3 separate regions of the Homo sapiens genome follow, and regions 2 and 3 are each linked to region 1. Evidence: chromatin contacts called from ENCODE Hi-C or POLR2A ChIA-PET data. All regions are on one chromosome and are shown on one strand. The core of a region is the stretch at or near the end of the contact, and the rest is flanking DNA. Distances in the headings are between cores, read along the strand shown.

Region 1 (3,612 bases), core at 354-2,853:
TTCTTCCAGTTGCTTTGGACAGAACTCTTGGTGTCATCCTTGACTCCCATCTTTTTCTCCCATCCACATCTAGTCCACTAGGAAACAGGTTAGGTTCAAAACCAACTGCTTCTCCCACCTCCACTTCTGCTGCCCTGATCTGAGCCACCATCACCTAAATTACTATAAAAGCCAAGTATCAGTTCATGTCACTCCTCTGCTCAAAAGCCTGCATAGCTTCCCACACCACTCAGAGTCACTGGCACAGCCTTTCCGCCGCCCCCATGCCATCCCCGGCTTCAGTGCCTCTACGCTGGCTCGCGTTGGCTCCTGCACACAGGCTGGCTTCTTTGCTCTCCCTCATACGTCCTAGGCTCTCCCCTTCTCTGGACCTTTGCACTAGCTCTTCCCTCTGTGCGGAACACCATCCCCTAGATGTGCTCCAGCCTCACAATCTACCTTCTCACCTTCTTCTAGTCTGCTCAGATATCACCTTCTCAGTGGCACCCTTTTTACAATTCCAGCCAGCCTTCCCAGCACCAGTGTTTTGTTTGTTTGTTTTTTTATAACACTTTACCCTTTCTATAGCAGACATTATTGGGAATACTTATTGTTTGTTGTTTGTCTCACCTGCTAGCATGTGATGTCTACAAGGCAAGGGTCTTGCCAGTTTTGGTGACTGGTGTTTCCCAAGGGCCTAGAGCAAGGGAGAGCCAGGACTGGGCCCAGGTCTCCCTGGCTCCAAGGCCATCCTCTTCCTGCTGTGAAAGACCACTCTGAACTATACAAGGGTAGATCTCTCCAACACCACATCTCGTTTATCCTCCCTGCCCCATCTTTTGCCATCTTCCTCAGTGACTTCAGTATCTCTGTGAGCCTACTTGCTAAAATAGAAATTTTAAACTGTACAGAAAGAACATGGTGTTATGTTCAAGAGAATGGAGTCTGGGCTGGGTGTGGTGGCTCACACCTGTAGTCTCAACACTTTGGGAGGCCAAGGCTGGAGGATCATTTGAGTCCTGGAATTCGAGGCCAGCCTGGGCAACATAGTGAGACCTCGTCTCTACAAAAAATTTAAAAAATTAGGTGGATGTGGTGGCATGTGCCTTTCGTCCCAGCTACTTGGGAGGCTGAGTTGGGAGGATCACTTGAGCCCAGGAGGTCAAAGCTACAGTGAGCTATGATAGCATAACTATGCTCTAGCCTGGGCAACAGAGTGAGACCCTGTCTTGGAAAAAAAAAAAAAGGAGTCTGGAGCCACTTACACAGCAGGTAAGCATAGGCACCTCACTTCACCTCCCTTTGCCTCAGTTTCCTCATCTATCAAAAGGAGATAATCATGCCACCTTACCTTGAAGGGTTTCTGTGAGGGCTAAATACGTTAATATATGTAACCACTTACCATGGAAACAGTGAGTACCATGTCAGTATCATTGTAAGGATATATATTTGAACCTTGAGGACACTATGCTAAATGAAATAAGCCAGTCATAAAGGACCAATACTGCCTGATTCCACTGATATGAGGTATCTAAGGCAGTTGACTCGTAGAAGCAGAACATAGAATGGTTGAGTGCCAGGGGCCGGAGGAAGGAGGAAGTGAGGTTGCTGCTCAGTGGGCGTGGAGTTTCAGTAGTGCAAGCTGAGTCAGTTCTAGAGATCTGCTTTACAACAGTGTGCTTATGGTTAACAATACTGTACTATACACTCACAGATGTGTTAAGACAGTAGATCTCATGTTATATGGGGCTTTTTAAACCACAACTTGTTTTTTAAAAAGGATGTAATATATTAGTCACTAACCCTTTGTTTTATTGAATTTTCTCAAGGTTAAGGGACTTACCCAAGTGCTCGCAGCTTATAAAGGAAAGAGGGTGACAAGAATGAAGCCTCTGACTTCCAGGGCTCTTTGTCCTGCTCCAAGTCAGGCATTAGTTCTGTCTGTCAAAATCCAGATTATCAAAGGACCATAGTATAAAAGGGCTCTGCAATATGGGGAGGTGCATCCACGCTTCTTTGGGAGAAACGCCTCACATGTTGGCTTCATAAAACTCTTCTATGCCCCGTAGGTTGGACAATGAGAAATAAATAATCCAGACATTGGTGTTTTTGATAGGTGGTTAGAGCTTCCCCAACAGGGGGAGTAAACAAAAGAACCATCTTAATTTCAAGCTTAGTTAGAACTACGGAAGACTAAAAGTCATTTTTCAAAATGGTGGGTGGTGCCAGGGCTCTATCCCCACCTGGAAGGGGCACTTGATCTGTAAAAGCAGCAAAAATAATTGTGTCTTTTATGTCACTTAGGTAGAAGCTCCTGTCCCAATTAATTCTTATCTCCTCCTCCCTTTATAAATATGCTTGGGCAAAGTGACATCCTAGCAGTTTTTTGTTTTGTTTTCTCTCTTCTTAACAAGGAATTCTCTCTGCTTAGGCATTTTAGGTGCTGATTTTTCTCATGTCCCAGAGATGCTTCTAATTAGTTGATGCTTCCTTCCCATAATAGTTCACCACAGAGAGTGGATTTGGACTGGAGGAGGGAGCAATTTTGTCATCTTATCAAAGTGCCACTGATCAGGTTGGCTTTCCTGAGTGCTCATTCATTTTTCCGCCTCTCTGGAAACAGAAGCAGCAAGCTCCTTGCTGAGTGGAGCTGGAGGTTTTTGGGTTTTGCTGTCTCCCCAGTGCTTCCCAGCACCCTTTGATGAAATGCTGCCTCAGAGTCTTTGCAGTAGGGCTCACTAGAGAAATTATCTTTTTCCTTTCACATCAGTGGAAAAACACTTGGCTGGGGACAAATGGCAAAAGCATGCCACTGTCACCTTGTCCCTAAGTAACCTGGCACCCACCAGGGCTGCCTGCAGGCCCTGTGTGTCCTGGGGAGAAGGTATATAAAGGCCTCTTCCTTTTCCTGCTTTCTAGGAGCAGAGTGACCCTCCAGGCCAAGGACAGTGCTGTATTCTTGGGTGGTTCTGACATTGCAGAAAGAGTCTGTGGACACTAGAGATCCAAGAATTATCCTCCAGTGCTTCAGAGCTGGAAGGAGATGCTAGCTCAGGCCTCTTTAAGGACTTGTATCAGTTAGCTAGCTTTTGCTGTGCAACAAACCACCCCAAAACTTGATGGCTTAAGACAGTAAACATTACTTACTATGATTCTGTGGGTCTTCTGGGTGTTTCTTCTGGTGCGGATAGCGCAGCCCAGGCTGGATGGTCAAAGAGGCCCTCCCTCACCTGTCTGGTGGTTGGGAGGCTGCTCGGTCTGGAGAGGTCTGGGCAGGAACAGCTCACCTGTGCTCCATGTGGGTCCGTCCATGCTACTGCAGCCCAGCCCGGGCTTTCCACATGAGGGTTCCAAGGAGAACAAGAGAGGGCACACAAACCCAGTGCATAAGTATTTTATAAGTGTCTGTCACAGTTGCTAATGGTCTGTTGGCCAAAGTAAGTCATGTGACTGAGCCCAGAATCAATGTGAAAAGGGGGAACCCAAGGGTGTGAAGATTGGAAGGTATAAACAACTGGGGGGCCATTCCTGCAACAGCCTACCCAGGAGTGCCGCGTCAGAAGGTGTGTCCTGTTCTCGCCCTGCATGGGTTTGTGTCAGTGTGGGGCAGCTCTTTCAAGGAAGAAATGAAAG
Region 2 (3,612 bases), core at 796-3,295, 500 kb after region 1:
GCAGATAAAGATATTTGTAAATGAGTGTTTCGGTTAAATGCTTTTCCAACTGAAGGTGGCATCTTGCCAACGAGAGGATAGCAGTTAGCCAACATGTTTTTTCTTCATGACTGTTTTTTCTTTGTTCAGGTGGAGTACATCCTGCTGCTTCAAGGGTAGAAGACTCCTCACTGCTTTCCTTCATGAGATTTCAAAGGAAGTGTTGGTTTTTTTTTTGCCTGGTTCAAGTATTGACCAAGAAGATGACAGTGATGTGGTCTCTTAGGTTTCAAAATTTCTACTTAAACATCTTGGTTCTAGTGATACGTACTTTGCAAAAATAATTCACAGTTATTATGACTTTTGTTAATATTCTGAAACTATGGTATTCAGAGATGATCCGTCAGGTTCTGATTAAGTTTCTTAGAAGCCCAGTGCACTGAAAAGATTATGGTGTGTCTTTTCTCTTCCTAGCAAAATGGAAAATGACAATACTGAAATGCAAACTAATAGAATACCAGCAAAAATTCTCATTGTTACTCATGGCTTCAAAAACTACATCAGATGCCTTAAAAAAAAATCCTCTTACTTCTTTTGGTACCTCATTTTTGTTGGTTTTCTAAGCATGTAGAAGGGGACCAGAGCATGCCACCCCAAAATATCCCACTTTTAGTGTAGGTGTTGTTTTAAGCTGAAGGCATTTAGTTTCCTGCCCTCCACCTTTCTGTCTAAAAGCAGGCTATCCATTTACATTTCTGAAAGTGTTCCGTACTAAAGAACCCCTATTTATTATACATTTCTAGTTATCTTCCCATGATTTGTACCTCCCTCAAAGTCCAGAACTTGTTTTCCTCAGTCTAGCCTTTTCCCCGTACTTTATCACCCTTTGTTAAGATGGTGTGTAAACCCAAATTTTAATCACCCTTTTGAGTTAACACTGAGTTCTCCTTTGTGTATGCACATTGCATGCATAGGTAAACTGCTTTTTTTCCCCCTCCTGTTAATCTTTTATCTGTTAAATTCAGGGACCCCAGCCACTGAATCTAAGAGGGTAGGGAAAGAGTGTTTTCCTCTCCAACAGTGTGCTTCATTTTTTTCCTGTTGGGTAATTCAACACTGACTCTCCCCAAAATTACACAGAAGAATTAAAGTAACACAGGAATGAAGAAGCGAACATAGATTTATCTGTCAGATGCATTTAAATAAAGTTATTTCTCTACAATTTCCTTGGTCTTTTGTATACTGTTATAATAAACTAGTAGGCAGCAGAAAATTTTTTTTGTGACAGAGTCTCGCTCTATTGTGCGAGACTGTGTGGCACAGTCTCGGCTCACTGCAACCTCTGCCTCTTGGGTTCAAGAGATTCTCCTGCCTCAGCCTCCCCAGTAGCTGGGATTACAGGTGCCCACCACCTGTAAAAATACCCGGCTAATTTTGTGTTTTTAGTGGAGATAGGGTTTCACTATGTGGGTCAGGCTGGCCTTGAACTCTTGACTTCAGGTGATCTGCCTGCCTCAGTCTCCCAAAGTGCTGGGATTACAGGCATGAGCCACAGCGCCTGGCTGGCAACAGGATTTTTGTTAAATAATCATCCTCTGTTGTCTCCAAGATTTTAGAAATCCCAGAAAACATGGAAACCTATGAAAATATGAACTTGACCTAAAGTATTTTGAATAATATTTATTGCTGTGGTTCTAGATGCTTCTAAAGTTTAGACTAGAGGATAGTTTTTATCTTTGTTAGGTCAGGATATTTAGCTGTGTAATAGTTTGGTTTTAAAGCTGTATGCTTTTTGACTTCTATTTAGGCTAAGAAGGCTTTTAGTCTTTCTTTTAGTGAAGAGGGTGTCCCTAGTCTGAGGGCATCTGTAGGCAGCATGTATCAATCAGTGATTGTAGCCCGGGGCCAGGGCAGCCCTGCGGTTTTCACAGTGGATTGTCTATATATCATCTGTTTCAAGATTCCTGTAGTCATGATACTAAAACGGAAAGGTGGACCAAATATTTTGTTTTTCAGTTTATCAGTTTTTCTTTGAGTCATCTAAGTAAGGCTCGGGATACTGTCTAATGGGAAATGAACAGTTAAGACAAAATCAGGGCAAGTCTTTGGGCAAGACAACTCTGTTTACTTTAGTATGCATACATGCATAGCCTGCCTTGTTCCAAAAAGGATTTAAGGTGGCACTGCTGTGCACTTTCTGTGGTTTATGGTCTGAGACTTATTTATAAATACAGTTACTAGTTTCAAATTGAAATGAATCTGGCTTCCAAATGGTGTGTAGTGTACTTACCCCAACAATGCTGCCATTGTACCCCAAGGTCTTCTTTAGGATTTGAATATGTTCATTGGTCATAAATCTTTATCCTTTGATGTTAGAATCAATTTTTGGAACCAGCTAAAAGTCATTAAGTGCCGAGTTTGGTGAATAACCTGGATAGGCAATCTGGGTTGTTAGAGCTTTTGGTTTATTGTTTTTGACTCATGGACTGTGAGCCAAAATAGGATGATGAAACTAGTTTCTAAGCCACAGTTAACTCCTTGTTAACATTCAGCAGTCTTGAACAATGGGTCCAATTGACTCTTGGTCTTGTGCTACATTAGCAGTGCCATTGAGATCAAATAAACAAGTTAACATTGTCCTCACTTGTGATTTTGAGATGGATGTTTTCTTGGGTTTGTAGTACAGCAAAGTATACCATTGCAAATTTCATGTTTTCAGGTCGTAATGAAAACTTTTGAAGTCAACTCTACCGATTTTCTCAAAATATTTCTGTTTTTTTCAGCTGTTAACAAAAGATCCAAAACAGTGAACAGGTTGTAACTGCTCTTTATCACTTGGTGAAAATTTCTTCCAAACGTTTTCACTAGCTTTTCACATAGTTTGACCCTCTGCCACATATTCGTGTGTTTTGTTTTTTTACTATGTAACCATTAAACTGTACGAATTGAGTTATTACTTTGACATCATTTTATAGATGAAGAAACAGGTTTACGAAAGATGAGACTTGATTTAAGGGATCAGAGATACTAAAGAGTCAAGATTCAAATCCCAGTTTTCTGGGTTTTTTTTCAGTGTATAATGCTGCCAGGATGGACATCAGCCATAACCTCCTTAATTTTCTTTTAGTAATATGAATTAATTTTCATATAAGAATATGAAAATTAAGAGCTCTTCCCTTTTATTTCCATAAATCTTGTGGATTTAATGCCACCCCTAATTAAATGTTAATTACTTTTTACTCAGGTCATTTTTTTTTTAATTATACTTTAAGTTCTAGGGTACATGTGCACAACGTGCAGGTTTGTTACATATGTATGTATGTGCCATGTTGGTTTGCTGCACCCATTAACTCATCATTTACATTAGGTGTTTCTCCTAATGCTGTCCCTCCCCCAGCTCCCACCCCACGACAGGCCCTGGTGTGTGATGTTCCCCGCCCTGTGTCCAAGTGTTCTCATTGTTCAATTCCCACCTATGAGTGAGAACATGCGGTGTTTGGTTTTCTGTCCTTGCAATAGTTTGCTCAGAATGGTGGTTTCCAGCTTCATCCATGTCCCTACAAGGGACATGAACTCATCCTTTTTTATGGCTGCATAGTATTCCATGGTGTATATGTGCCACATTTTCTCCCC
Region 3 (3,612 bases), core at 701-3,200, 340 kb before region 1:
CACCACACCTGGCAATTTTTTTTTTTTTTTAGTAGAGACGGGATTTCACCATGTTGGCCGGGATGGTCTGGATCTTCTGACCTCGTGATCCACCTGCCTTGGCCTCCCAAAGTGCTGGGATTACAGGCGTGAACCACTGCGCCCGACCCTATCATTGCTTTTTTAACAGTCATGTTGCTCATTCTGTGTTAACGGAGCATTGATTTTACTTAGCATTCAGTTCTAAGTCACAAAGGTCTGTAATTTGCTTGTCAGCTTCTCTCTGTTAACAGGCCAAAAAGAAGTACCAGGAATTGGCCAAAGCTTTGAGGATAAGCACTAGTGGTGTTGGCAGCGACATTCCAGCAGAGAGCAGCAGAGGGCTGAGCGCTGGGCAGCTGCCTGCTGCAGGGCTCCTTGCTCCCAGGAATGTATTTGAGAGATGAGGCAAGGCGGGCGGGCGCACCCCAGGAAATCTCCTATTTCAAGGCAGAAAATGTCTAGAATCAGAGAACAAGAAAAGCTAGAATGTACCATGAGCCTCTTTGATCTGAAAGAGATCATAGTTCTGATGGGATCTGTACTTGTTCTAAGTTCAGCCTCTGCTGGGGGTGGGGGTCAGCCTTGTTTTTTTGGTTGGTTGGTTGGTTTTGAAACGGAGTCTCTCTCTGTCGCCCACGCTGGATTGCAGTGGCACGATCTCAGTTTACTGCAACCTCTGCCTCCCGGGTTCAAGCGATTCTCCTGCCTCAGCCTCCCGAGTAGTTGGGATTACAGGCATGCACCACCACACCCAGCTAATTTTTGTATTTTTAGTAGGGACGGGGTTTCACCACGTTGGCCACTCTGGTCTTCAACTCCTGACCTCAAGTGATCCGCCCGCGTTGACCTCCCAAAGTGCTGGGATTACAGGCGTCAGCCAGGGCACCTGGTCTGTTTTTTGTTTTGTTTTAACATAACATCCTGAAGCAACCTTCCTCCTGACTCAGCATCTGCCTCCTGGAAAGCCACCTTCCTTCCTCTGAGGGGCAGCTTCTCCTCTGTTCTCTGAGAGAGGAGCCAGTGCTTTGATGCAGCCTTATGGTTTTTCTTTTGTGGACTGCCCCTAATTGCAGCAGTCAGCAAGTTCTTTGCAGGGAAGGGCTGACTCACCTGCATTTTGGAAGAAGCCATCCTTATTTTCAGGCACAGAGAACATCTATTAGCCCAAAATGTCTTCCAAATTTCAAGGAGTACATGTTTCAAAAGGAATTGTCATCACAGTTTTACTCCAAGCAGTTGGCTTCCAAGAAGCCTGTCTCTGGCCATTGGGGATGTTAAAATAACCTAAATTTGGCCTGAGGAAGCCTTTGCACCCAAGTCCTTACTTAACTAACTGCAGGCAGCCTGGCTTACTAATCTAATTGAAAGCCTAAATTTAGGAGTATGCTTTTGTAAAAAATAGCTGAGTCTCCGCCATCACGGCAACTGAGCTTCCTTCAATCCCTGGCTGCCAACGATCAAATAAGGCAAACGCTGAGCCGGAACCAGTTAAGCCCTATATGTACCTCACTTCTGTTTTCCGTGCATCCATAACACTTGATCACATTGTTGACCATGTTCTTAGAACCCGTTCTGAATCAGAGGGCTGCCTGATTCACATGTCATGTGTTTTTGTTTTCTGAGTTTTTGTTTTTTTCTCACTTAAACTCTGCTAAACTTGTCTAAGGTTTTTCTTTTTAACAGGGTCTCTGGAACTCACTGCTCAAAGATCTTCCCTCTTGTTTATTGAAAGGTGACAGGTCCCCTCTAAAAACTGCAAGGTCAAGTATGTCTGTGACTTTAGCGACTGTCAAAAGAATGCAGGCAGGCCCAACTGAGTGGGGACACAAGGAAATATAGGGGATGACAAACAAGAACCGTCAGCTCTTGTGCCAGCTTCCTACGTACCGTCTGTGTTGGAACAATCACCCAGGTACTGACAGGTGCCAGCCTAGCTGCAGAGCAGGCTAACCCCAACCCCACCAAGCCCTGAGGGTGAACGTGGAGCAAGAACCTGGCTCACCAACTACAGCAAAAGAACCGTCTTGTTGAGCAAACTCTTCCCATGGGACTGTATAATACCTTTGGTTTCCCAACTTTTTACAAATTTACCTTGATCCTGAAATCTCTGCAGCACTTAAAGATTATGGACTTTTCTGTGAGAATCAGAGCTTTTGGACTATGTGACAGTACTTGTTGCCTGCTCAAAGTCTATTCTTCCTCCTTCCTTAGTGAGAGAACTTTGGACAGTATGTTTGTTTAAAAAGAAACAACAACAAAAAACTGCATTCCAAGCCTCTTGCACAGATTAATGTCACTAAATATGCCGGCGAGCCTGGGGATGAGGCCTTTTGGGAGGTGCATCTGCCCCTGTCCCTGTCCGATCCTGACTGAAACAGGGACACGGCCACAGCAGGGATGGTCCAGCAGTCATCTTGTGAGCTCAGTGCTGACAGCCACCCACAGGAGTGGCAGGCATACACAGGAGGGGTTGACACCAGTAACCTTTTGGAGCCACCATACCTGCCTCAACTCCTCCCTCCTTCTGTTACTGGAGAAAATAACTGAAACATTTATTCCCTAATTTTCTTAAGTCACTGACATCAACCCCCACCACTATAAGTGGCAGGAGGTTACCCTGCCCCATGCATTGTAAGCATCCAGTTAACAGTCACAGAGAAAACCCAGATGGAAGAAAGACACCCTCTTGCCTTTCCCTGATCGAGATAGGCAGCATCTGTTTTTGTTTCTCTTCCCCATATTGAAACAGAAATAACATTAGAACCTTAGAGTAAGGGGGCCAGAGGGTCTGGAGAGAGCTTCGCATCTTAGAGGCTGGGCAGTGACCAACCTGTGTAGGGAACAGAGTGAGGCCCTACCATCAACGCCAACTCTAGGAGGAACACCCCAGCTGGCCTCCCTGCCCTGTCCTCCACCCCCACAAGTTACATCTGAAGTTGAGGGAGGTGCAGCCAAATGATGCTCCTTCTCTTTTTATTTAAATTGTAAACATAAACTCATTTAACCAGAAAGTTATGCAGATACATAGTACAAATACAAAAAAAAATAGAGGAACATCAAAAGTGCTAATAATTCCACCCAAAGACAATTTCTTTTTAAAGCTGCAGAAATAACCTTCCAGATCTTTTCGGATATACATATATACAAATACATATTTATCATTAAATGGGATAATACTATAGATAGAATAGTGTGATTGTAAGTGTGCAATTCCAACCCGTCAACAATACATTGCTATTTTAATGTAACTAGAGTTGCCTGCCCTTCTGTCTGGCTCCACTGACATACCAGACTTAGGTCTGCCCTCCCATGCCACCACCAGTCCATCTCCATTTCTAAAAGGGCTTGAGAGGTGGTGGCATCCTTCAGAGGATGGCTTTGAGACCAGAAGCTGAAGCTACTTCTCTGCACCAGTACCAACTGGCTTGGCTTGGGACAATGGTGGGCTGAGCATGCCGATGATTCTGCCCGACACGGACCATCCAATGCAGTTCACCCACCCCAGCCCCCAGCTTTCCCAAGATTGCATCGCCCTTCACCCTCTTCCAGTGCACTGAGGAGACATCTCCCTTTTTAGTTTCTTTCCAGTCT

Evidence for each region. A loop is a pair of places that touch in the nucleus more often than their neighbours do. ChIA-PET counts read pairs that join two places held with the same protein, here RNA polymerase II (POLR2A). Pooled maps may share reads with other maps.
Region 2: a loop to region 1 is called in a pooled map, with 9 times the contacts of the local background. The contact joins two enhancer-like sites. A Hi-C loop is called at or near these places in 2 of 37 single-sample maps with no recorded cell type and 10 of 50 pooled maps.
Region 3: a pooled map shows a loop between it and region 1 (3-fold over the local background). The contact joins two enhancer-like sites. A Hi-C loop is called at or near these places in 2 of 168 maps with a recorded cell type or tissue (posterior vena cava and transverse colon), 8 of 37 single-sample maps with no recorded cell type and 6 of 50 pooled maps. POLR2A ChIA-PET finds 5 or more read pairs at or near these places in 1 of 52 experiments (endothelial cell of umbilical vein).

What each region holds. Positions count from the first base shown.
Region 1 is chr7:105,807,387-105,810,998 of GRCh38, reverse strand. All of the region lies in intron 2 of ATXN7L1 (ataxin 7 like 1), which reads left to right. Among named protein-coding and RNA genes, the nearest start is that of ATXN7L1, 67 kb to the left of the region's middle. RefSeq lists enhancers at 1,784-1,893, 2,014-2,083, 3,555-3,604. Within about 2 kb of position 1,603, at least 8 of the 41 ENCODE cell types and tissues checked have a DNase peak (open chromatin) inside an H3K27ac peak, as active enhancers do.
Region 2 is chr7:105,303,089-105,306,700 of GRCh38, reverse strand. The region is part of intron 2 of SRPK2 (SRSF protein kinase 2); the gene reads left to right. Among named protein-coding and RNA genes, the nearest start is that of SRPK2, 84 kb to the left of the region's middle. Within about 2 kb of position 2,045, at least 6 of the 41 ENCODE cell types and tissues checked have a DNase peak (open chromatin) inside an H3K27ac peak, as active enhancers do.
Region 3 is chr7:106,150,774-106,154,385 of GRCh38, reverse strand. No RefSeq gene overlaps it. Among named protein-coding and RNA genes, the nearest start is that of SYPL1, 40 kb to the right of the region's middle. Within about 2 kb of position 1,950, at least 2 of the 41 ENCODE cell types and tissues checked have a DNase peak (open chromatin) inside an H3K27ac peak, as active enhancers do.